3 separate regions of the Mus musculus genome follow, and regions 2 and 3 are each linked to region 1. Evidence: chromatin loops called from intact Hi-C (ENCODE). Cell type or tissue: left cerebral cortex. All regions are shown on one strand.

The links. A loop is a pair of places that touch in the nucleus more often than their neighbours do. Peaks named below come from ENCODE experiments on the same cell type or tissue, not always from the same donor. Only the 100,000 strongest peaks of a DNase experiment are listed, where the experiment ranks them.
Region 2: it touches region 1 in a loop (9-fold over the local background); 3 of 42 quality-filtered maps call a loop at or near these places.
Region 3: a loop joins it to region 1, with 9 times the contacts of the local background. A loop is called at or near these places in 3 of 42 quality-filtered maps.

Annotation. Positions count from the first base shown.
Region 1 is chr5:144,644,057-144,652,056 of GRCm38, reverse strand. No RefSeq gene overlaps it. Among named protein-coding and RNA genes, the nearest start is that of Gm52796, 25 kb to the left of the region's middle. In left cerebral cortex, no CTCF peak of the experiment used is centred here; DNase peaks (open chromatin) are centred at 4,182, 4,475 and 7,893; H3K27ac peaks cover 885 bases.
Region 2 is chr5:144,581,035-144,589,034 of GRCm38, reverse strand. No RefSeq gene overlaps it. Among named protein-coding and RNA genes, the nearest start is that of Nptx2, 39 kb to the right of the region's middle. In left cerebral cortex, no CTCF peak of the experiment used is centred here; DNase peaks (open chromatin) are centred at 3,694 and 4,361.
Region 3 is chr5:144,715,972-144,723,971 of GRCm38, reverse strand. It overlaps the pseudogene Gm6272. Among named protein-coding and RNA genes, the nearest start is that of Tmem130, 42 kb to the left of the region's middle. In left cerebral cortex, CTCF peaks have their summits at 38 (motif pointing left) and 3,946; DNase peaks (open chromatin) are centred at 3,527, 3,945 and 6,532; H3K27ac peaks cover 209 bases.

The sequences.
Region 1 (8,000 bases):
ACACATTGTCACTCTGGATTTACTGCCCCCCAACTTTTTTTCCTGGTAAGTCACACTAAATTTGCACTTTGGGGCTTCATCCATCACTCTATCTTTTAATGCAGTATCTAATCTCGCTGGTTCTTTTCTTCTGGTAACACAGCCTCTCCTGAAGTGCATTTTCAGGACTGATTTTTATCATTTGCCAATGTATTTAAAATAATGTGTGAGCTATAAATCAAAGCCCTTTATTGGAATACTGCAAAAGACGCTTACAACACAATAAATTTAGTACTTCGGATCCATTCTGGGAAATCTGACAGAAGAGTGACTGAGGCCCCTTTGAACTCTGAGGACTGGAAGCATTAGCTGTTCAAAGTGTTTTCTTCCATAGAGGCAAGTTTTAAGACTGCTGATGCACGGGAAGTCAGGAACGATGTGAGCTGGTACGACCCGGTAGAATCCAGATAAATTTCCTTTTGCATCCCAGCTGATTCATATGCTGCATGACTTTCTGCGAACTACGATCTCCGAATGGTCCTTGTGTGTAAACTGAGAGTGGAGTAAATGACACTTTCCAAACCTGTGATAAGAATGGATGAGAAGGCCCGTGTGGGTATTTCTGGTATACAGTAGGTGTTTAACATGTGTGACCTCGGGTTCTCTGCTTCTTCCAAGAAGGAATGACCAGACCTGTACAGGGTCTGCTGGAAGCCTCCAGCGTCCATGTGCTAAGTTCTTGCTTGCTCCACAGTTCGGAGCAGGGTCCAGCTGACCACAGAGCCCGCCCCGGACATTAGCAGGGCTACAGCCTCGTATTTCAACCTCATGCCATCCCTCAGGAAACTCAGCCCCTCCTTCAGCCTCATTTGTAAAGAAACACGCATCCCACAGGCACCTGAAAGAACCACTTCCGGGAAAGAATCACTTCCCTTGAGTACCTTCCTCAGAGCTGTTTCCAGGGTTTCTCCTGCTTGACCTTCCTCCTTCAGCTTCCGGTTCCTCCCACTCTAGTTTCTGTTTTTTCCCCACCAGCTTCCGTTTTTCTCCCATTTCTGCTACAGACTCCGTTGGTTGCTTCTTCTGACCCAGAACCTTCTACCCAGAATCTCAGTTAAATTCTGTATTGCAGGGGAGGACAACGAGGCCCCACGCTGTAAGTGTGGGGGAGGCGGGCAAGGCGGACAGACACCAACCAGCTTGGGTTTGTTTTGGGGAGTCTGATGCACAGCTCCTAATAGCCTCAAGGGGGACCCAGCAGGAAGGCCCCACAACCATCCTTATCCAGCCAACCTCTTCCTCCAGCAACTCCTCTCCTTCCTCCTCCTCTCCCTCCTCCTCCTCTTCCTCCTCTACCTTTCTTCTCCTCCTCTTCTTATTTATTTTTTGTCAACCCCATACAAGAGGAACCTCATCTGAGAAAATGCCTATATCACATTGCCTGTAGGCAGGACTGTGGAATATTTTCCTCGATTAACGACTGATGTGGGAGGGTCCAGACCACTGTGGGAGGTGCCAGCCCTGGGCAAGGTGGTCCTGGATTATATCAAGGTAGCTGAACAAGCCATAGGCAACTAGAATGCTCCCCCATGGCCTGCTTCAGTTCCTGCCCCCCAGGTTCCTGCCTTGAATTCCTTCTTTGACTTCTCTCTGTGGTGGGCTGTAACCTGTAAGCCAAATAAACCATCTCCTTGCCCAGGTTACTTTTGGTCACAGTGCTTTATCACAGGAATTGGAACTTAACCAAGACAATCAATAGTCAACATTGCAGCAGAACATGGTATCAGATTCCCAGTATCACCCAGTAAAACCTGTACTGTGGTCATCTCTCCCACATACACACTCTTTTTCTTCTATCTCCACCACCATTCTCCACCCTTAAGGCTCTAGCTAGATGCTAGGCAGAGGCTGTCAAGCTTGACCTGAGCCTCCCCCCCCCCCTTACCCCTGCTTCTGGTCTTCTAGTTTGTTTGTACAGTTTGTTTTTGTTCTGCCTCTTTTTTTGAGTTTGGATCTTTCCATGTAGCCCAGGATGTCCTGGAGCTTTTTGTGTAGACCAGGCTAGCCCAGAACTCTGCCTGCCTTTGTCCCAGCCAAGTGCCCAGCTCCTTGCTGTTTGAGCACATACAGCATGTGGACCTCAGGACCTTTGGACTCACCAGACACTTTTTCTCCTAGACACGATCACATCGGAGTGTCCAGTCTAGGGAAGGTTGTATGCACAGAAGGCCAGTCTGAGCATGGATGGCCCCATCCTAGATTGGCAGGTCTGGGGTCCCAGGTCGGGTGAGGGCACTGCCTCTATAAGCTGGGAAGAGACAGGTTTGCAGAGGAATGGTGAGTGTTCCTCACCAATTCTTCTCTTCCCTTCGTGTTTTCTCCCATGAGCAATGCTTTGAACGCACTGGCTGTGTCACTGCAGCAGGCAACCTTGCTGCTTCATGCCACCCTTCCCAAGTCCCTGGGAGCACCTGCCATGTGTCCCACTGCCTCCAGTGAGAAATCCCTGTTCTGGCTCAGCACTTTCCTCCATCTCTTCAACTGTTAAGTGCTGCGGCGACCTTGCCCATGGTCGGTTCTGCAGGGAGCTACATTACTGTGTGCCCTGCTTGAGGCTGAGGCTGAGGCTGAGGAAGTCAATGAAGAGGAAGCAAGCCTGCTGTGATGGTGCATCCCTGCAACCTCCGCTCGGGAGGTTTCCTACTTGGTTAACTGTCAACTTGACACACCTGGAGTCACTTCTCAAAGGAATCTCAGTAGAGGGATTGCTCAGATTAGATTGGCCTATAGCATGTCTGTGGGGGATTGTTGTGATTGCTAATTGATGAAGGACGATCCAGTCCACAGAAGGCGGTCCCATTCCCTAGGCAGCTAGCTGGCCCTTGTTTGTATAAAAAGAGTAGGTCAGCAAATGCCTCTCCTCCATGGTTTCCCCTTAAAATTTCTACTTGAGCTCCTGTCATGACTTTTCTCAATAACGGACTGTTGTGGTGGTGGGCTATTAATGTTACTCAGACCTCCTGGCACTGGCACAAGTTCCTTGCTACCCGCACAACGTTCTGGATTCCCGAATGAAATACACACACATACACACACACACAGAGAGAGAGAGAGAGAGAGAGAGAGAGAGAGAGAGAGAGAGAGAGAGGAGGGGAGGGGAGGGGAGGGGAGGGGAGGGGAGGGGAGGGGAGGGGAGGGGAGGAGAAGAGAGGAGAGGGCCTTATATTTAATATGCCTTAATCAGTTCAGTGGCTGGACTACTCCCAAACTTCCATGTTGTTAACACCTACCCTCCAATACTCCTTAATTATTACTTACTAAAATCTATATTCCATCCTTGCTACCCCAAACAGGGGAGGGCCCCCCTAGGGTCATCCTTCTCCGGCTCTTACATGATTGGTACTCTGTCTTCTGAAGCTCTCAAGCCTGTAGCTTACTTCTCAGGCCTGATCTTCCTGCTTCCACGAAATGGCTGTTCTAACTCCTCTCTCTGTCCTCTTGACCTCGAATCCTAACGTCGTCCCACCTCTGTCTCTCTGCCCAACCATTGGCCGCTGGCAACTTGATTTACCAATTGAAACCAACTGGGGGCAGGGACCCTCAGCGTCTCACATGAGGGATTCTCCTGCAATTTTGGGAACCTAATTAACAAAATACAAGTGTTAAACCAAATCCCCAACAGACTGTGATCTGGAAATATAAGCCAAATAAACAAACCATTCCCGCCCTGAGTTGCTTTTGGATAAGAGTGTTTTACCACAGCCATAGCAAGGAAACTAGAACAGGAGGGTCAGGAGTTCAAAGTCACCCCTGGCCACATAATCATTCAAGGCCAGCCTGGGCTATGTGTGATGCTGTCTGAAAAGGGGAAGTGGGGCAAAAGTGTTGAGAGACTCACTCATGGCTGTCTTCTTTCTGGGGCTAGAAACAAGGCCACCCTGAGTGAGGAGCTCCTCTGCGAAGTCACACAGCTAAAATAAAAGGGACAAATGGCGCCTAGCGTTGTTACCAGCAAGGCATTTGGGGAACATAAATTCCACTAGGAATTAGTCATTCTAAATTGCTTTATTTGGTTTTAACTTAGAATAGAACCTAAATTATTCAGCTAGGGAGGGGGAGGGAGGGGGCAGGAGCCAGTTCTAGGCCTGGCATCCACCTCACACTGTCACCGTTAGGAGAGCAGTGACATCTGTCTGGGGGTGGCCTTGGGAGCTGGTGGGCTGCCTGAGACCTTCTGGATTTGGTAAAAGCCCCCTGGGATGTGAGACTCAAGAAGCACGATTTTGCATCAGCAACACACCCATGCCTTTTACTCTGTCCCTGTTTGAGAAATGATGTCACTGTTCTCTCATTTAAAAAAAAACAAAAAAAAAAAACCAAAAAAAAAAAAAACAACTTTCTCTAACCATGTGTGGTGGTACAAGCCTGTAATCCCGGCACTCGGAAGGCTGAGGCAGGAGGATCGTGAGTTGGAGACTCGCCTGGACTATATAGTGAAACCAAGTCTCAAAAATAAAGCAAAACAAAACCAAAAAATCCTTTCCCTCAACCCCCATTTTACTCTAGCCACTGTCAGCTTTGTTGCTATGCTTTGAGACGAAACTCTACACTCAAATCCTCCGCAGCCCTGGCTTGCCTCTAGTAGGTTTTCCTGACTGATCCCACACTGGCTACACACCGGGCCTGCAAAGTCAATTCTAGTCCTCAGCCAACACAACCCAGCTAGGCACAATTCCTTATTCTGGGGGATCATTTTTCCTCGGTTTGCTGGACCCCGCATCTCCTGCTTAGCCTCCTATCTCACTGGTTGGTCCACCAGGATCTTCCCCTTCTCCCTGACAGACTCCTGTGGTTGCGTCTCACAGCTCAGACCTTAGACCTCAGTGCTAATTCTCTGGTCTACTAGCTTTCAAATCATCACTTTATCAATAACCCCTGAATTTCTGTCTCCAGGCTAGACTCTCCTTAAACTGCAGATTCACATGCACAATCGCCTTCTGGATGTCTCTACGTTGATGTTCAGTTAGATATCTGAAAATAATTCCTAGCCAAATAGATTTCTAGCACCCCAAAGCTGAGGCAGGAGAATAATCAATACATTTTCCTTAAATTTTCCTAGCCCTCAGCCAACACAACCCAGCTAGGCACAATTAAAAGAAAGAAAGAAGAAGGAAAGGAAAGGAAAGGAAAGAAAAGAGAAGAAAGAGAAGAGAAGGGAAGGGAAGGGAAGGGAAGGGAAGGGAAGGGAAGGGAAGGGAAGGGAAGCAAAGCAAAGCAAAGCAAAGCAAAGCAAAGCAAAGCAAAGCAAAGAAAAGAAAAGAAAAGAAGAGAAAAGAAGAGTCAGGTGGTGGCGGTGCATGCCTTTGATCCTAGCACTCAGACCACCTAGGTAGGTGGATCTCTGAGTTCCAGGCCAGCCTTGTCTATAGAACAAGTTTCAGGCAGCTAGTGATATATAGAGAAACCCTGTCTCAGAAAAAAAAAATCTGTTCTATTTTTAATGTGTGTGTGTGTCTCTGTGTGTGTGTGTGTGTGTGTGTGTGTATATCTGTGTGTGTTATGTGCATGTGTGTTCTGGGTGCCTGCAGAGGCATCTGATCCCTTGGAGCTGGAGTTACAAGCAGTTTTGAGCCACCCAATGTGAGTGCTGGTCACCAAACTCTGGTCCTCTAGAAGAGCAGCAAGTCCTAATCACCAAGCCATCTCTGTAGCTTCACACGTCTCTATATCAGTTTATTCATACGTGAAGAGGGGTACCCTGCCTCCAAGAGAACTCTGGTAAGCTGGTGGGAACAAGAATTAGACGTTCTTAAACCTAACGGATGGCAAGCATGCTGGTCCTGAGTCTAGGACACTGTCCAGGCTCTGTCCTGAGCTGGGACTGAACCTGCCGTGGAGGCAGAAATAGCAGGAATGGAGTCTAGGATCTGAGCCAAAGCCAGGGGAGTTGGTACCTGTTCTGTGTTGTGCTGTGTGGGTTATCTCCCTGACCACTGCTTCCACCATCAGTCCTTATGCAGTGGATACAGAGAGAACAAGAGCTATTCTAGCAGGCAATGAGGTCTTTGATGTCTAGGCAGGGGCTTTACCACTGAGCCACATTCTCATCTCAAAAACTTTTGCTATACTATGCCTGACTTTCTTTGTCTACGTAAAGTTATTATTTTAAAGTCAAGGTTCCTCTACACAGCCCAGGCTGACCTGACCTTGAACCCATGCTCCTTTGACTCATCCTCCTGTACTCTGGGATTACAGGTGTATGCTCTCACATATTGGACTGGATTTCTTGATTGGACAATGAATGTGGGATTGTGGGGTGTTCAGCTACCCCTCCTCAGCTGTGTGCCCTGTGGGAGACAGGGATATCCTGGGTCTGTGAGAATCCAGAACAGCCCTGGGAGGTATGCTTCCTGCAGAGGCCTGATCAGCCCTTCAAGTTGGCAAGTAATTAACTTGCCTAATTAAGGCATGCAGGCACAGGGCTCCTACTGGGATACTCCTGGGGAGCAGTGACATCCACCACTGAAAGGGTCTCAGGCTCTGTTGAAACTGCACAGCACGGGGGAGAGAAGATTAATTAAAAAGCGGGCTGAGGAAGCATTGCACCCTGGGAGTAAAGGCCTCGGTGAGCACCAGGGAAGGCTGGGGGTGTCCCTGGATGCCAGTGGGGGGTATGTGTGAGAAACTCCATCTCCCTGTGAATGGGGGGGGGTGCCTCATCTATTTGGGTTTGGGGATGGGGTAGGGAAAGAGCCACAGCGCATGCACGCCAGGCACCTCTTTGCTGATGGGCTATTTTTGCATGTAGTGCGTTAAATTTTGCTGAAATGCTGGGGTATCTTCTTGTCCTCCAAGCACGGGGATGGGGGGTGGGGTGGGGAAGGCTGAGCTTTCTGTGGGAAAGCAAGCAGGTTCTCAGCTCTGCCATGTACCTCTGAATGAGAGCTCCTTTCCAGAGCCTCCATCAGAGACCATCAGAGAGCTTCTGAAGAGCTAAATGGGGCTCTCTGCTCTGTCCTTGTCCTCTGCAGTTCTATGGGGCGGCGGTGGGGGGGGGCAGAGAATGGCATCCTGGGAGGTTGCTTCCTCTCCCCAGAGCGTGGTAGCCCCCCAGGTGGAGTGTGCTTAGAGCAGGCTCAAGGTTGTTCCTTCAGCAACTGCCAAGTGCCTGCTGTAAGCCTGATGTGATCCTATGTCCACAGATGATAGTGTGGAAAACATGGCAACATGGGGTCCCTCACAGGTAGGGTGGAGAAGGGGCTGGAAGGAGGAAGCCAGGGTGTGTCAGGTGGCACCACGCGATCCTTTAGGACTTAAGGTTAGAAAAGCAGCGTGAGAGCTGGCTATGAACAATCTTCTTGTAAGGAGGACGTTTATAGGCTGAGCTGTGTCCCCCAAACTTGCATGTTCAAGTCAGTTTCTGTTACTTTAGAATGTGATTGTATTTGGGGATAGATTCTTCCCAGTTCTAGGGATAGAACTCAGGAACTCAGAATATATAGATTCTAGATATATGCTCTACCACTGAGTCACACCCCAGTCCCTCACTGGGGGGATTCTAGGCAGGGGCTCTACCACTGAGTCATACCCCAGTCCCTCACTGGGGAATTCTAGGCAGGGTCTCTACCATTGAGCCACTCCCTGGTCCCTCACTGGGGGATTCTAGATAAGTGCTCTATCACTGAGCCACACACCCTATGCTTCATTGGAGAATTTGCACAGTTGCTATCCAGAGTCCCAGTGGAGAATGAATCAGAATTATCAAACAGTGTCCTCATTGACCTGCTCAGGGCTTGTCAGCCTCTGCAACTCCCATAGCCCAGGGAACTGAGATTGCAGGGCAGACCAACCGCCTCCTCCACTCCAGATCTGTAGAGAAAGAACGCAGTCATAGCAGAAATGGTGAGCGCCTCAGAACCAGCATTGGGAATCTGGCAACATAGTGTGTGGACTGCAGCTTCTATCTTGATATTAGGACAAGCTACTTGTGTTCTCTGAGAGTCTCTGTTCTTTCATTTGTA
Region 2 (8,000 bases), 63 kb after region 1:
CAAATACTGGAATTAAAGGTGTGCGCCACCACCACCCAGCATAAGGCAACTCTTATAAAGAACAATTTAATTGGGGCTGGCTTACAGGTTCAGAGGGTCAGTCCATTATCATCATGCAGAAATCATGGCAACCTACAGGTAGACACGGTGCTGGAGGAGCCAAGAGTTCTACATCTTGATCTGAAGACAGCAGGAAGAAGCTCACTTCTGCATTGGATCGAGTATGAGCACTAGGAGGCCTCAAAGCCCACCCACCCAGTGATATACTTCCTCCAACAAGGCCACACCTATTCCAACAAGGTCACACTTCCTAATAGTGCCACTTCCCATGGTCCAAGCATATTCAAACCACCACAATAAGGGCTTTTATAGATGAGGGATAGGGAGTTTCCAGATGGGGGGATCCAAATGAGGCAGGCAAATAGGTGGAGTTACAGAAGCAGAACAAAACATAACAAGCTGGTCCTAACAACCTCCTGAAACAAAGACATGGTTTCGGGATGATCATAATAACCCTTTAAACAAGGACATGTCTGCCGTTTTTCTGGAACAGGAAGTGCAGAGTCATTTGTAGTTAAGGTTACAGGTGGGAGGATAGTCCAATCCTTGCCAAGCAGATTTAATCACAAACAGGAACGAACCTATTTTGCCTTTACTCTAAGGTGGTTTTTAAGCCCAAGATGGAGTCAGGCTGGTTCATCAATGGCTCTGGCATCAAGAGACACTCCAGGGAGCATGAGCCTCTGACATCGAAACAAAGGAAAGTGTGTATTTCTCAATAATCGGATGTATTGAGATGCTACTATCGCTCTACCCCTCACTAAGTTGCCCTGAGGTCGGTGGGAGCCTGGAGTCCCAGGCAGTATAGGAGTGAAATGCTCTGCTAACCCTTGCTTCGTCACCTGCCTCTGCCTACCTAGAGTATCAGCCCTGTAAGAGGTCACCTAGCCCTGACCTGTGCAGAGCAGACGCGTGCATCCAATGACAGCCCCCAGTTTCTCTTTCTACAGATTATAGATCTCAAGTTCCTGATTGGCGGTGCTTACTAACGCCACGTCCTCCCAGAGTGCACGACAACGTCCAGAATTCTCTGGGATGCCAGTTATTTCAGTGCTCTGCTCTTGGGGGAGCCATTGCTAACCAATTTCTTTTTGTTTGTTTATGCATGCATATTATGTAGGTGAAAATCAGGTCGCTATCAATATCTTTGATCACTTCCCATTCTATTTTTTGAGACAGGATCTCCCACTAGGCCTGGACCTCACCAGTGTGGCTAGACTGGCCAAACAAGCAAGCCCTGGGGTTCCTTCTGTCTCTGTCTCCTTAGTGATGTGGGTGTATGTGCCAGTATGCTCAGCCTTTTTAAAGACAGACATGTATTTCATGTCAATGTGTGTGTGTGCGTGTGTTCGTCTTTTCATGCACGTATGGACATGTGAACATGCCATAGCAAGCATGAGGAGGTCAAGGATAACTTGGCTTGCTCTCTCCTTTACCTACGTGGGCCTCAGGAATTGAACCCTGGTTGTTACTCTCAGTGGCATATGCCTTTGCCGACCGGGTCATCTTGATGGCCTTGCACTCAAACGTCTCCTGTGGGTTCTGGGTGCTCAAACTCAGGTCTTTATGTTTGTCCAGCAAACACTTTGCTGACTGAGCCATCTCCCTATACCTTTCCTCCCTGAACCCCTACTTCTAAGTACTACCAGCCTGGACAGCATGGGGCAGAGGCCAGACAGTGGCTCCCTGAAGCATCAGGTCCCGGCTGGAAGGCAGGATTAACTTGCCTAATGAACTCTAAAATAACTCCATTCCCCCCCCCCCCCCCACGACAACGATTTTCTCCCTAAAATTGTCATAGATTCTTCATGTGAGGAGACAAAGCAGACCGAGGAGGACTGTTTTGCATATACAGGAGGCCAGAGAGCAACTGCAAAGGCTGACAGAGAAAGGACCAAGGGAAGAGGTGACTTGCTTTTTCAAAGCAATGCATTTCATTTTACTTTATGTGTGCGGGTGTTGTGACTCCGTGCATGTCTGTGCACCATGTGCACGTCTGGTACAGATGTAACCTGGAAGTGGGTATTGGATCCCCTTGGAACTGAGGTCACAGATGTTTGTGAGCTGCTATGTGGGTGCTGGGAACCAAGCCTGGGTCTTCTGATCTAGTGAGTGCTCGTAACCATGGAACAATCTCTTCAGCCCCAAGATAACCTGACTTTTATCTCCAGGGAGACCACCCCTCATCTATGGAGCTGATGAGGTGTTGCAAGCCTTGCCTTGCTTTAGTGCCAGAGGCTGCTGCTCCCTAGAGCATGTGATGCCAGGACCAGTATCTATCTATCCACTTGGGGCTCACCACATGGATATTCTGAGGACTTTCCTCCCAGCAGACAAAGAGTTCTTCATAGCACCGTCCTTTACCCAGATATCAGTTCTTGCTGGAGAAGCAAGTTGTTGAAGGGTGGGAAGGGTGTCCAGCTTTAGCAAAAGGAACAACAAAGTGCCTGCTTAAAAATGAATTCAGCTCAGCGAGCTATATTTTATAGTATATTTCATACCACATTTGTTGTTCATTCTGAAATGTAGTTTTGTTTTCTAATGTCTTGCTTTACCGGACAGTTTTAGGGCTGTGTAGGCTACTGTAGCCCTTGGTTTCTAAAGCCGGGCATGTCCAGAGCCACACTGACCTCAAAGCCATTCTCAAACAGAGAGGTGGGCTACAAGATATCACATGTACTTTACAATGGCTACTCCATCCCCTTGCCCTTCCAGGTAAGGGTCATGGCTCTGATTTTCTGGTGAGTTCCTACAAATCAAATCCTTACTTAGGGTCTCATTCTTCATCATTCGTTATTACACTGTGTTTATTTACTTGTGTGTGTGTGTGTGTGTGAACATGCATGCCATGGTACACACAGGTGGAGATCAGAGGGCAACTTGCAAGCATCATTCCTTTCCTTCCATCATGTGGGTTCTTGGGAGTTGAACTCAGGTCTTTAGGCTTGGCAGTAGGTACCTATGATAGCTTGGCTGTCAGTTTGATATACCAAGGAAGAGAGAATCTCAATGGAGGAATTGCATCCATCACATTGACCTGTGGGCATTGTCTTAATTGATAATTGATGTAAGAAGGTCCAGCTCACTGTGGACAGTGCCCCCTGGGGCAGGTGGTCCTGGGCTGTATAAGAAAAGATGGCTGAATATGAGTGAGAGAAAAGCAAGCCAGGGAGTGGGGTTCTTTCATGGTCTCTGCTTCAGTCTAACACTACCCAGCCCTTCACTGAGGGATTATGGGAAGGCATACCCCAGGCCTCTTGGCCTTGCCGCAATGCTGCGGCCTTGGCTGTGCAGGTCTTGCTCTTCCCTTGATGTCTAGCCCAGGGCTGCCTGGGTCCGCTTCTCTTTTCTTTTCCAACTTAAATTCAACCTATTCCTGATCTGTTATATTACTGTCCCCACCTCTGGAGGCTTTCTCTAACCTCAGACACCCTGGCACAGGATCTACACACACCTCCAGCCCCAAAGTCTAAATCCCCCACCTGCCCTACACCCCAGCCTTCCATCTTAGCAAGTGTTATCAGCATCCCAGGCTGTGGCCCAGGCTCTGAGTCATCTCTGGCCTCTTCCCCACCTGCACCCACAGCCAATCTGCTGGGAACCCCTGTCAGATCTGTTTTCAGAAGAAATCTAGCTTCAACCCCTTCTCACCACCTCCATCACCATCGCTGAGCTTGGCCCCCACTGTGTGCCTCTTGCATTACTAAAATAGGCTCCTAGGTCCCTGATTTTTCTCCAGGCCCCCCACAGTCTATTCCCACAGCAGCCAGGACTCTCCTATTAGCACCCGAATCCGATGATGTAATCGCTGGGGTTTCTAGCAGTTCCTATGAGACTAAAATCCTGACATGGGTGTGTGGGATCGGAAGCTGCAGCTCCAAGATGCTTTGTGTTCAGCACTTGGCTTCAGTGACCCCTTTCTGACTGCCACAAGGTGAGCAGACCTTCTGTAATGCATGATCTTTATCACAGGCACCAAACCAACTGTCATGGGGGCTTGGGATGTAGCTCAGTTATCATGCATGAAGCTTTAAGTTCAATCCCAACCACTCTACAAACTGGGTGTGGGGACACGTGCCTGTAATCCCAGCACTTGAGAGGAGGAAGCAGAATGGTCAGAAGCTGTCCTAGACTGGATAGTGAGTGTTCTGGTGAGATTCTTGTCAATTTAACAGAAGCTCCAGTTTTCTGAAAAGGGAAACCCCAACTGAGAAAATGCCTCCACAACAGAGGCCTGTAGGGAAATCTGTAAGGCATTTTCTTGCTTAATGACTCATCTGGGAGGGACTGGACCACTGTGGGTGGTGTCATCCCTAGGCAGGTGGTCCTGGGTGTATAAGTGAGACCACTGATCAGGTAACGAGGTGTCTTAGTCAGGGTTTCTATTCCTGCACAAAACATCATGACCAAGTGTGAGGAGCTGGTGTGGCGGCAGTCCCAAGATGGCGCCCAGGACTGCAGCCAAGTCTCATGACTTGCACCTGATTTCCTCATATACCCCGATTAAGCCACGTCCACTGGGTGAACTGCACAGGTGCACCATGATGCAAGATCGGACCATATGACAAGTGATGATTCTGGCCAATGGACTGCTGTTACGTGGACTGGGCTGATGGGGCGTGGTTGAGGGGTTATATAAGGGATTTCGATTGGGGGCTAGAGAGAGAGATTCCTGCAGAGAGATTCCTGCTTGCATGTTGCAAGGTTCCTGAATAAACTGCTTTGAGAAGAATGTCGTTGCTCTTTTCTGCTGGTTGGAATCGGAGACGACAAATGGTGGCCCATACGGGGACGTTCAGAAATCATCACAGTCAGGGCAGCTATCTGGTAAGTTCCCAGGTAAGTGGGACAAGTTAAGTTCTCGGATTGAGACTATAGGGTTCCCGGTTTTGGGACAAGTTGCACCAAGCACCATGGGAAATTCAACCTCAGGTCAAACTGCGCCAAGCCCTTAAGGATTTGCTGAAAGTGAAAGGAATCGGGCTGAAAAAGGAGGCCCTGGAGAACGTTTTAAAAGCAGTGGATCAGGTCGCTCCTTGGTTCTCCGTATCAGGACATCTTACAGGGCCCATTTGGGAGAAGTTAGGGAAGGACTTGAAGTTTGCAGAAGAACAGGGAGTTCTCGCTAAAGGGGTGCTGCCAGTGTGGAAGCTAGTACGGAATTGTATTGAGGATAAGGAAAGATGTGGAGCGGAACTCCAAAAGGGCAATGAGGCACTGAATCAGGTGAGAGAGGAGCGATCCCAAAAGTCAGGGGCAGAAGGAAGTTCTAGTGATGTGGATATGTCTGAGGACAATCTGGAGAGCATAGCCGACAGTCTAGAGAAAGTGAAAATGAAGGTAGAACCTTCAGCGCCAGGGCCGCTGTGGCCGCCTCTGTATGCCCCTGATGGAGCATTGGGGTGTAGTCTGCACCCAGAAACCTGGAGGGTACTGTGAGCCCAGTGCTTTCCTCTATTTCAGGATGCACAGGGAGGTCATTATCATGAGCTTCTTGACTGGAAGATTGTTCAAAGATTAGCGGAAGGGGTTTTTATTTACGGTGTCAGCGCTGCTTTTGTAAGAGCGCAGTTAGAGAACCTGCACCGCTACTGCATGACTCCAAGCGATTGGCAGAATCTGGCTCGTGCCTGCTTGTCACCAGGCCAATGTCTAGACTGGAAGGCATTTTTCATTGAGTTTGCTGCCGAGCAAGCAGCGATCAACGCTGGCAATGGCCAGCCAGCCTGGGATCAAGACATGCTGCTGGGACAAGGGAGATTTGTAGCAGCTCAAACTAATTATTCCATCCAAGTATATGAGCGAATTAATAACATAGGGACTAAAGCATGGGCGTCTCTTCCGAATAGAGGAGAGGTGAGTGGGAACCTGACCAAGATTGTTCAGGGGCCCGCAGAGCCCTTTGCTGACTTTGTGGCTCGTCTTGTAGAGGCAGGAGGCTGTGTTTTTGGAGACCCTGATGCTGCCATGCCTCTACTGAAGCAGCTGATTTTTGAACAGTGCACCAAAGAATGCAGGCGAGCAATTAATCCATATAAGCATAAAGGATTAGAGGTCTGGATGAAAATATGCAGAGAAATAGGAGGACCTCTTTCTAATTCTGGTCTGGCTGCTGCTGTCATACAGATGTCACAAGGAAAAGGCAGCCAGAAGAATAACAACTGTTTCAAATGTGGACAGCCAGGCCACATGAACCGTCAATGCCCACAATTGAGTGGTGCCAGAAACCAGCGACCAAAAGTACCCGGGTTATGTCCTAGATGCAAAAAAGGAAATCATTGGGTCAGTGAGTGTAGGTCAGTTAAAGATATTCATGGACAGCCTCTTGCTCCCAGATATGGTGGTGCCTGGCCAAAATACTTGAAAAGGGGCCCCCGACCCCAGGGCCCTCAAATATATGGGGCAGTAGCCGAGGGATGGCCCAGTTTGAGGCCACGGATGCAATGGAGTCACCCCGGAGAGCAGCAACAGGGACTGCAGGACTCAACCTCTGTTCCACCACCTGACTCGTATTAACACCCCGCATGGGAGTCCAGCTGGTGGACACAGACTTTAAAGGCCCACTGCCAGCTGATACGGTGGGACTGATTTTGGGAAGGAGCTCTGTTACTGTGCAAGGATTAATAGTTCATCCAGGAGTAATTGATTCAGATTTTACAGGAAAGGTTAAGATTATGGTATCTTCCCCTAGAGGCATCGTTGCCATTTCCCCTGGTGATAGAATAGCTCAATTGCTCCTTTTGCCCAGCTGTCACTCTCAATTTCCAGCCAAAGATTCAGAATGGGGGAGACAAGGGATTTGGCTCTACTGAGACCTCCAATATATTTTGCTCTCTAAATCTTGATACCCGACCCCTATTGAAGCTCAGGATTGAAGGAAAAGCTATATCTGGTCTCCCAGATACTGCTGCTGATCATAGTATCATCAGTACCAGAGATTGGCCCTCTGGTTGGCCTAAGCAACAGTCAGAACAAACTCTGAGAGGACTCGGGTACGCTCAGATGCCCGAAATGAGTTCCTGCTTCCTATATTGGAAAGACAAGGAAGGACATTCTGGACAGTTTCAGCCATATATGTTGGCTGTTCCGGTCTCTCTGTGGGGCCGTGATATGATGACTCAGATGGGCTTTGTTCTGACTAATGTAGGAGGCTATGGCAGCAAGTCCCGTGACATGATGCTGGACATGGGATATATTCCCAGAAAAGGGTTAGGGCAATTTCTGCAAGGTAGAACCTCTCCAGTGCCAGTTCGCAAAAAGAATGATCGGGCCGGACTGGGTTTTTCCTAGGGGCCACTGAGGGAGCATCACCTATTACATGGAAGACTGAGGATCCAGTATGGGTTCCTCAGTGGCCACTCCCCTCAGAAAAATTAAAAGCCGCGAAAGAGCTGGTACAAGAACAATTGGAGTTGGGACATATTCGGCCCTCTACATCTCCCTGAAATACTCCAATATTTGTTATGAAGAAAAAAATCAGGAAAATGGAGACTTTCGCATGATTTGAAAGAAATAAATAAGCAAATGATCTTGATGGGGCCGGTACAGAGGGGACTGCCATTGCCTTCGGCCTTGCCCCGAAATTGGCCCATTATAGTTTTAGATATTAAAGATTGTTTTTCCTCTATCCCGTTGCATCCAAATGATATGGTAAGATTTGCCTTTACTGTCCCCTCCCAAAATCATGCTGAACCCGATAAAAGGTTTGAGTGGACAGTTCTGCCACAAGATATGGCAAACAGTCCCACTATGTGTCAACTCTATGTTGATGCAGCTCTGAAAGGAGTTCGAGAGCGATTTCCAAACGTGAAGTGTTATCACTATATGGACGATATACTTCTTGCCGCTCCCAGGGATGCCTTGCTTGATGAAGCCTATAGCTTTGTGGTAACACAGTTGAAGGAACAGAATTTAGTAGTGGCCCCAGAAAAGGTGCAAAA
Region 3 (8,000 bases), 72 kb before region 1:
TCTATAATGAGATCTGATGCCCTCTTCTGGTGCGTCTGAAAACAGCTACAGTGGACTCACATAAAATAAAATAAATCTTTCTTTCTTTCTTTCTTTCTTTCTTTCTTTCTTTCTTTCTTTCTTTTTTTTATTTAAAGAATTGTCCTTTTCCCTTGTTGGATGTCTGAAGGCAAGATGGGTCACCAGCAGCTCTACTGGAGTCACCCACGGAAGTTCAGCCAGGGTTCCTGCTCCAGCCACGTCTGCTCCAACCACCACAGTCTGATCCACAAATACGGGCTGAACATGAGCCACCAGTGTTTCCATCAGTACTCGAAGGACATGGGCTTCATTAAGTTGGACTGAGCGACCTTGAATGGATTGTTCGACTGACTACCAAGTGGAACTGATCATGCTAGTCTCTGTGCACAAAGAATAAAAACGTGAAGAACTTTAAAAAGAAGAAGAATTGTGCATATCTCTGTGTGTGTGTCTGTGTGTCTGTGTGACCGTGTGTCTCCTCCTGTTGAGACAATGAGAATAAGCATGTGGCTAAACCCCTGTTATTTACTGTGTATGTGAGAATCACTGCTTCAGAGATACCCTGAGTCCTAGGCATAGCCATAACTTCTCTATGTTCCCAGTCCCTCCCTGGGGGATTCTAGGCAGGGGCTCTACCACTGAGCCACGCCCCAGCCCCTCACTGGGGGATTCAAGGCAGGGGCTCTGCCACTGAGCCACGCCCCCAGCCCCTCCCTGGGGGATTCTAGGCAGGGGCTCTACCACTGAGCCACACCCCAGCCCCTCACTGGGGGATTCTAGGCAGGGGCTCTACCACTGAGCCACACCCCAGCCCCTCACTGGGGGATTCTAGGCAGGGGCTCTACCACTGAGCCACGCCCCCAGCCTCTCACTGGGGGATTCAAGGCAGGGGCTCTACCACTGAGCCACACCCCAGCCCCTCACTGGGGGATTCTAGGCAGGGGCTCTACCACTGAGCCACGCCCCAGCCCCTCACTGGGGGATTCAAGGTAGGGGCTCTACCACTGAGCCACGCCCCCAGCCTCTCACTGGGGGATTCAAGGCAGGGGCTCTACCACTGAGCCACACTCCAGAACGTCAATGTCTTAGATCTTTCTTCTCTGGCTTCTGCCATTTCATTGTCCTCTCCAGCTCCACCCTGTCCTGGAGTCACCTCACCTATAACCAGCATGTGTACTGATTCTCTTTTCCACAGACCAGGCCCCTGAGCAGGGTACTTGCTACGTGTGGGCTACAGGTCCCCTGTGAATCAAAACCATCTTCTCTGAAGCTGCCGGAGGGGTCCTTCCAAGTACTGATGGCTGATTCTGCTGTTGCTCTGTTCTGCTATCTTCTGTGGCTCCCCATTACTTGAGAAGTTCAAATAGCTATAAGCCCCTGAAATCTTCAGACCTCTCTCAAGTTCACTGTCTACCCATCAAGTGAGTACTGGCATTACAGAATTAGATCATCAAGCCTGGCTATATTATTTGATCTTTTATTTTACTATGTTAATTAATTAATTAACTAGTTAATTAATTAATTAATGTGGTGTGTGTGTGTGTGTGTGTGTGTGTGTGTGTGTGTATGCCATGGCACCTGTGTGTAGGTCAGAGGACAACTTGAGAAAGCGGATTCTCTTTCTGCATCTGGTAGGACCTGGGGATTGAACTCAGGTCATCAGGTTTGGCAGCAAGCTCCTTTGCCTGCTGAGCCATCTTGCTAACCCTCAATGTAAAACTTATTAATGGGATATTTTGCTTTCACTTCCTTAATGCTCTGCCTCTGCCATCTGGAGCACTCTCTCCTTACAGTATACTGCGGCTCGACCTGTATTTAGGCTCCATAGGATACACAGTTGAGGAAGCACACACCCTAACACAAGTTGGTTCAAACATAATGAATTCTTCCAATGAAGGAACCAGATACTCATTTTAAAATGTGATTCTAATGAATGAAATGAAGCCAGGGGTGGCTGGCGCATGACTCCAATCCTAGCACTACGGAGGCACAGGCTAGTCAGGGCAACATAGTGAGACTGTTGTTTTAAACATTAAAACAGGAGGAGGAGGGGGAGGAGGGGGAGGAGGCTAGGATCACACCATACTTTGCAGGTTGCAGTGGAGAGAAAAGACAGGGAAGTACTAAGATCTGCCCATCTCATGGTCCAGTGTTCTCAAACCTTAAATGAGTGGCAAGGTGTTAGGGGAGGCATTTTTGGTAGAATTTGAACCTGGAGTTATAACATCCCTTGTCCATGCAGGATTCTGATATGTGGAGCCCCCCCCCCCCCCCCATTCATAGCTCTGTTAGTCTTAAGGGATGGGATGAAGACGTCAGCTTACATCGACTCTAGTTTTCCAGAACCATTGACTCAGAATGGGAAGGCTGGGATGTGGCTTAGCTGGTAAGGTGCTCACCTAGTATCCGTGAAGCCCTGTGTTGGATCCTTAGCAACCTAGATACGGAGGGTGGTGGGGTATACTGACCATCCCAGTACTCGGGAGGTGGGGACAGGAGGACCAGGAAATTGAAGTCAGCATGGGCTTGAGACCATGTCTCTAAACAAAACCATAAAAACAACAAATCCATTGACACGTGGCTTGATTCAGGCAAGGGCAGTACTTTCTAGCTTGGATTCAACCCCACAAACCCCCTGTGTGATACCAGGGTTTTTTTGTTTTTTGTTTTTTCGAGACAGGGTTTCTCTGTGTAGACCCGGCTGTCCTAGAACTCACTTTGCAGACCAGGCTGGCCTCAAACTCAGAAACCTGCCTGCCTCTGCCTCCCAAGTGCTGGGATTAAAGGCGTGCGCCACCATGCCTGGCCGATACCAGGGGTTTCAGATGTGCATGTCTCAGCGTGTAAATTCCTGGGTTCTTGCCAGTTCAGATGAAGGCTAGAGCTTCCCAGGAAAATCCTGGTGGGACTCTTGGGTTTATGATCCTTGAACGGTCCAGAGATCTACTGCCCTTTGGGGTTTGAGGTGGGTTACCCAAAGCTAGACCGAGGAGATCCCACCTGGGGTGAGGTAGGAGAGGAGAAGAGGCTATCAACTTCTTGACAGGCCATGCATCTTGTTATTTTTGAGACAGAGTTCCTGTAGCAAGGGATGGCCTGAAATTTCTGATCTTTTTGCCTTTTACTCCTGAGAGCTGGCATCACTTGGGTCACTAAGCAAAGTTCTGCTGCGTAAAGGAGCCTCGATTGAGGCCAGACTCTGATGGGAGGAGAAGGAGTCAGGAGGCAGCACCCAGAGGCGGGGTTGGCAGAGGCACATCTGGAGGCACATCTGGAGTCAGCCAAAGCTGCGACAGAGTCTGGGAAAAGCCACCCACCAGCTGATTTGGGTCTGTTACTCTGTGGATGTGGCATCTGGCTGGCTTGGGGGTCACGCCGCCACATCACAGGGCAGATGGAGAAGACAAGGGAAGCCAGAACATGCTGCCAGGTGGGCCTGGAGCCATGCCAGCTTCTAAAGAATGCCCAGGGAGCCAGGGAGAACCTGGCTTCTCTCCCAGGCCCTGGAGGGGTGCCGAGCCCAGTTTGGTAGAAATATATCAGAGGTGTCTCCAGATGTTAGGTGGGCTTGAAGGTGATAGATGGAGCTGTGATCAGTAGGAGAAAATGTAGGATGGGGGTGTCTGCTGGGCTCCTCAAACCCATGCTTGTACTTGCCTGGGGCAGGCAGGTGCACACACCTGTGTTGGCATGTATGCTCCCATATGCATGAATGCAGGAGGCGCATGCAGACATGGGGGGGACAGCGGGCTCACCTCCTCCCCAACCTCACACCTACGTTCTTTCCTAGAGGTGTGTTAGCCTAGAAATCCCTCTCCCTTCCAGGATTTCTCTGCTACCGCAGCCAATTTTTATTCCTGCCGTGAAACTCCTCAGCAGACCCTGCCAGGAACATCTCTTTCTCGTTTATTTCAGGCTCCAGAGAAGCCCGAGAGAGGGAGAACCCTGCAGATGGCTCCCCGGTATTTTCATCAACATGACAGCCCTCTGAGCACACAGGCTGTGGAAGCCAGGGCCTGGCTCCAAGGGAGGTGGAGCCCAATCCAGAACAGGTAGGATGTACTACAGTGGATTATGTTCTAGAATAGGCAGTTGCCACCAGAGCCTCTGGCTGCAGGGTGGAGGTGGGTCACAATATACATGTATCCCTTGAACTGTCATTCCACATTTACATGATTCTTAGCAAGAGAAATGGCCTTCAGGGAGTGATTGACAGTTGTAGTTCTAGGGCCCAGCAAGGTACCTGGCTCTCAAAGATCTGTTAATTCAGGTCTATTAGAATTTGGAATTCAGGGGCTGGAGAGATGGCTCAGCGGTTAAGAGCACTGACTGCTCTACCAGAGGTCCTGAGTTCAATTCCCAGCAACCACATGGTGGCTCACAACCATCTGTAATGGGATCAGATGCCCTCTTCTGGTGTGTCTGAAGATAGCGTCAGTGTACTTATAAAAAAATAAGTACACAGTGTACATTAAAATAAACAAACAGATAGACAAACAAATAAAAAAAAAACAGAATTTATTTTGGGCTGGTGAGATGGCTCAGTGGGTAAGAGCACCCGACTGCTCTTCCGAAGGTCCAGAGTTCAAATCCCAGCAACCACATGGTGGCTTACAACCATCTGTAACGAGATCTGATTCCCTCTTCTGGAGTGTCTGAAGACAGCTACAATGTACTTACATATAATAAATAAATAAATCTTTAAAAAAAAAAAAAAAAGAATTTGGAATTCAGTTAGGAGAAAGGCTTGTGGAAGAACTGTCCCTTAGCCAGGAAGATGGCTCTGGGTGAAGGTGCCTACTGCCAAGCTGGAGAGCCCAGTCAGTCTTCCGAACCTACAGGGACTTTCTGCAAGTTGTCCTGTGACTGCCACCTGGCTTCTGTGGCATGCAACACCCCTCTGCCACCACTGCTGCCAATAAACAAATTTTAAAAATGTGAAAGTTTAAAAAAACACAGCCTTTCTGGGAAACGGTCTGTGTAGATGGGATTACGGATCTCCGAATGAATCTCCTGGGCACTGGCTTGGGATGTCATGGATAACTATCAAGAGATCAGAACTGTGCTTACCTGCAGGGAACTCTCACGAGATCAGATCTGTTGGGTCCCCTCATGGAAGGTGGGGGGCAGGGAGGAGAGAGGGTCTTTAGATCCTCATTGGAGATTTTAGCTTTTCCCTCCCTCTGGAGCAACCCTCTGAGCCTAACACGTCCCGGGAGATGCTGGAGTGTATAGGAGATAGCAAGTGAATTGGTTTTTTTGTTTGTTTTTGTTTTGTTTTATTTTTTTCCTGAGACAGGGTTCCTCTGTGTAGCCTTGCCTGTCCTAGGATTCACTCTATAAACCAGGCTGGTTCCGACTCAAGAGATCCGCCTGCCTCTGCCTCCCAAGTGCTGTGACCAAAGGTGTATGCCACCATGGCCTGGTCCCCCACCCCAGAAAGTGAATTGAATGGGGGACTCATCTTGAAGCTTTTGGGAATCATCATCTCTCTTGGGTCTGGACTCTTCAGTGGTCTTTTTGGGGTCACCCCTCATCCATGCTACTACTGTAAGTAAGCCTTCTGTGAATTTACGGGTTCACTAAGCTAGAAGCCTTTTGGGAATTGGTTCTCTGCTTCCACCATGAGACTAGGGACTGAACTGAGGTTGTCCATCTTGATGGTGAATGCCTGTAGCAGCCATCTTACCAGCCCTGGCTTGTTTTATTTTGAGATAGTCTCATGTAGCCTGAGCCGGTCTCAGACTCATTCCATATTGTCTGTAGGCTGACCTAAACACCAAATCCACTTGCCTCTTCCTCCCGAGAGTCTGGCTGTCAGGAGTCCACAATCAAAGGCTTATTCTTACTACCAGCTAGGTGAACTGACAAGAGACTAAAGTCTCCTGGGGCCTCAGATGCCACATCTATAGGCTGAACACGTGGGTATCACCCTCCCAACATTGGCAGGGGAATTATGTAATATGTTTTCCTAGTTTCATCTCTGTTGCTATGATAAAATACTCTAACCCAAAGCAACTTAGGGGAAGTAGGGGTGTCTGGTTTAGTATGGCTTAGGATTCTAGATTACATTCCATCATTGTGGGAATGTCAGGGAAGGGATTTCAGACAGCTGGTCGCATGACAGTAGATGACATTCCCAGTCAAGACCAGAGAGATGTGAATGTTTGCATGTGTTTGGCCCAATTTCTCCTCTCTCATACAGTGCAGAGCACCCCCTCCCCAACACAAAGAGCAATTCTGCCCATGGTGGGCTGAGTCTTCCCAAATCAATTAACTCAATTAAGACAACCCCCAGAGTTATGTCCACAGGCTAAACTGAAAATCTGAACTCGATAGCCCCTCACTGAGCCTCTCTTCCCAGGTGATTCTAGGTTGTGTTAAGTTGACTATAATGGTAACCATCACAGATGGCGTCTACAAGAGGTCTCAGCCCGGTGCCTGGCACCCAGCAGGCACTCAGAGCACGCTTGTTCAGCAAATGAAGGATGTCCTCGGCTTATTCCTTCACATGCAGCTCAGGAAGGCAGGGTGCAGCTCAGGACAGTGGTGCCTGCTCAGCCTTGTGCCTGACTCACAGCCGACTCAGCCTCAGCCTGGGGACAAAGAGATCTGAGGGTCCTCCACCGAGATGTGGGCTTCTTAAAAGGTGAGCTGGCAGTCAGTTTGGCTCCAGAGCACAAGATGAGCTCATTCTGTGTGGCCTTTTTGATGAAAAAAGGGACACCCTCAAGCCTTATGCTCAGAATGCCAGAGGGAGAAAGAGAAGCTGTTAGTGCACGCACACACACAGACACACACAGACACACAGACACACACACACTAATATATATACATACATATATATATACATACATATATATACATACACACACACACACACACACACATATATATATATATATATATATTCCCCTTTACACCTCACCTGTCACCTAACGAGAGGGATTCCAAGAGCTCCATTCTGGGAGAACTAACCTTCATGAAGAATGATCAAGCAGGCACAGGACTGAGAAACCCTACAGCAGGGACAGAAGGCTCTGTCAAGGAAGAGCAGAAAAATCAGGTGTCAAGTCTGCACAAATCAGTGAGCTCGAGGCTCAGAGAGAATCTCAAAAAATAAGGTGGAGGAGCTGGGGCTGGGGAGATGTCTCCCAGTTAAAGACACTTGACCCACAGGCATGTGGACCTGAGTTCTGGTCCCCAGGACCCACGTAACTGTCAGGTGGGTTGTAGTTCCAGGCTCAGAAGGCGAAGACAGAAGATCCCCAGAGTAAGCTGGCTAGAGAGACTAGTGACTAGCAATATTGATAAGTTCTGGGTTTGACTGAGAGACCTTGCCTCAGTGAATAAGATGAACATGTGATAGATTCTGGACAACAACCTTGGGTCTCCACATGCGTGAACACACACATACACACGTTGCCATCACACACACACACACACACACACACACACACACACATCTTAGGATTTATTTTTAAAATTGTGTATGATGCTTTGCCTTCATGTATGTCAGTCAGTGCATCATGCACATATCTGGTGCCCACAGAGGTCAGAAGAGGCTGACCAAATCCCTGGAACTGTAGTGTCTCCATGTGAGTTCTGAGAACTGAATCTAGGTCCTCTGGAAGAGAATCCTGGGCTTTTAGCCACTGAGCCCCAAGATTTACTTATTTTTATTTGTAACTATATGTATGTGTGTTTGTGTGTGGTTATGTGCACCGCAGAGTAAGTTCCCATGGAGACCAGAGGGATTGGATGTCCCTGGGGCTGGACTGAAAGATGGTTGTGAGCTATCTGATGTGGGTGGGGGGAACTGAACTCAGTCCTCTAAATGAGCAGAACAAATGCTAACAGCTGAACCAACTCCTCCACCTGGCCTGACGTAGCTCAGGCTGACCTTGAACTCACTGTGTAGTTGAAGGCGGCCTTGAACCCTTGCCTTCACCTCTCAGGCACTAGGATGATGAGCTTGC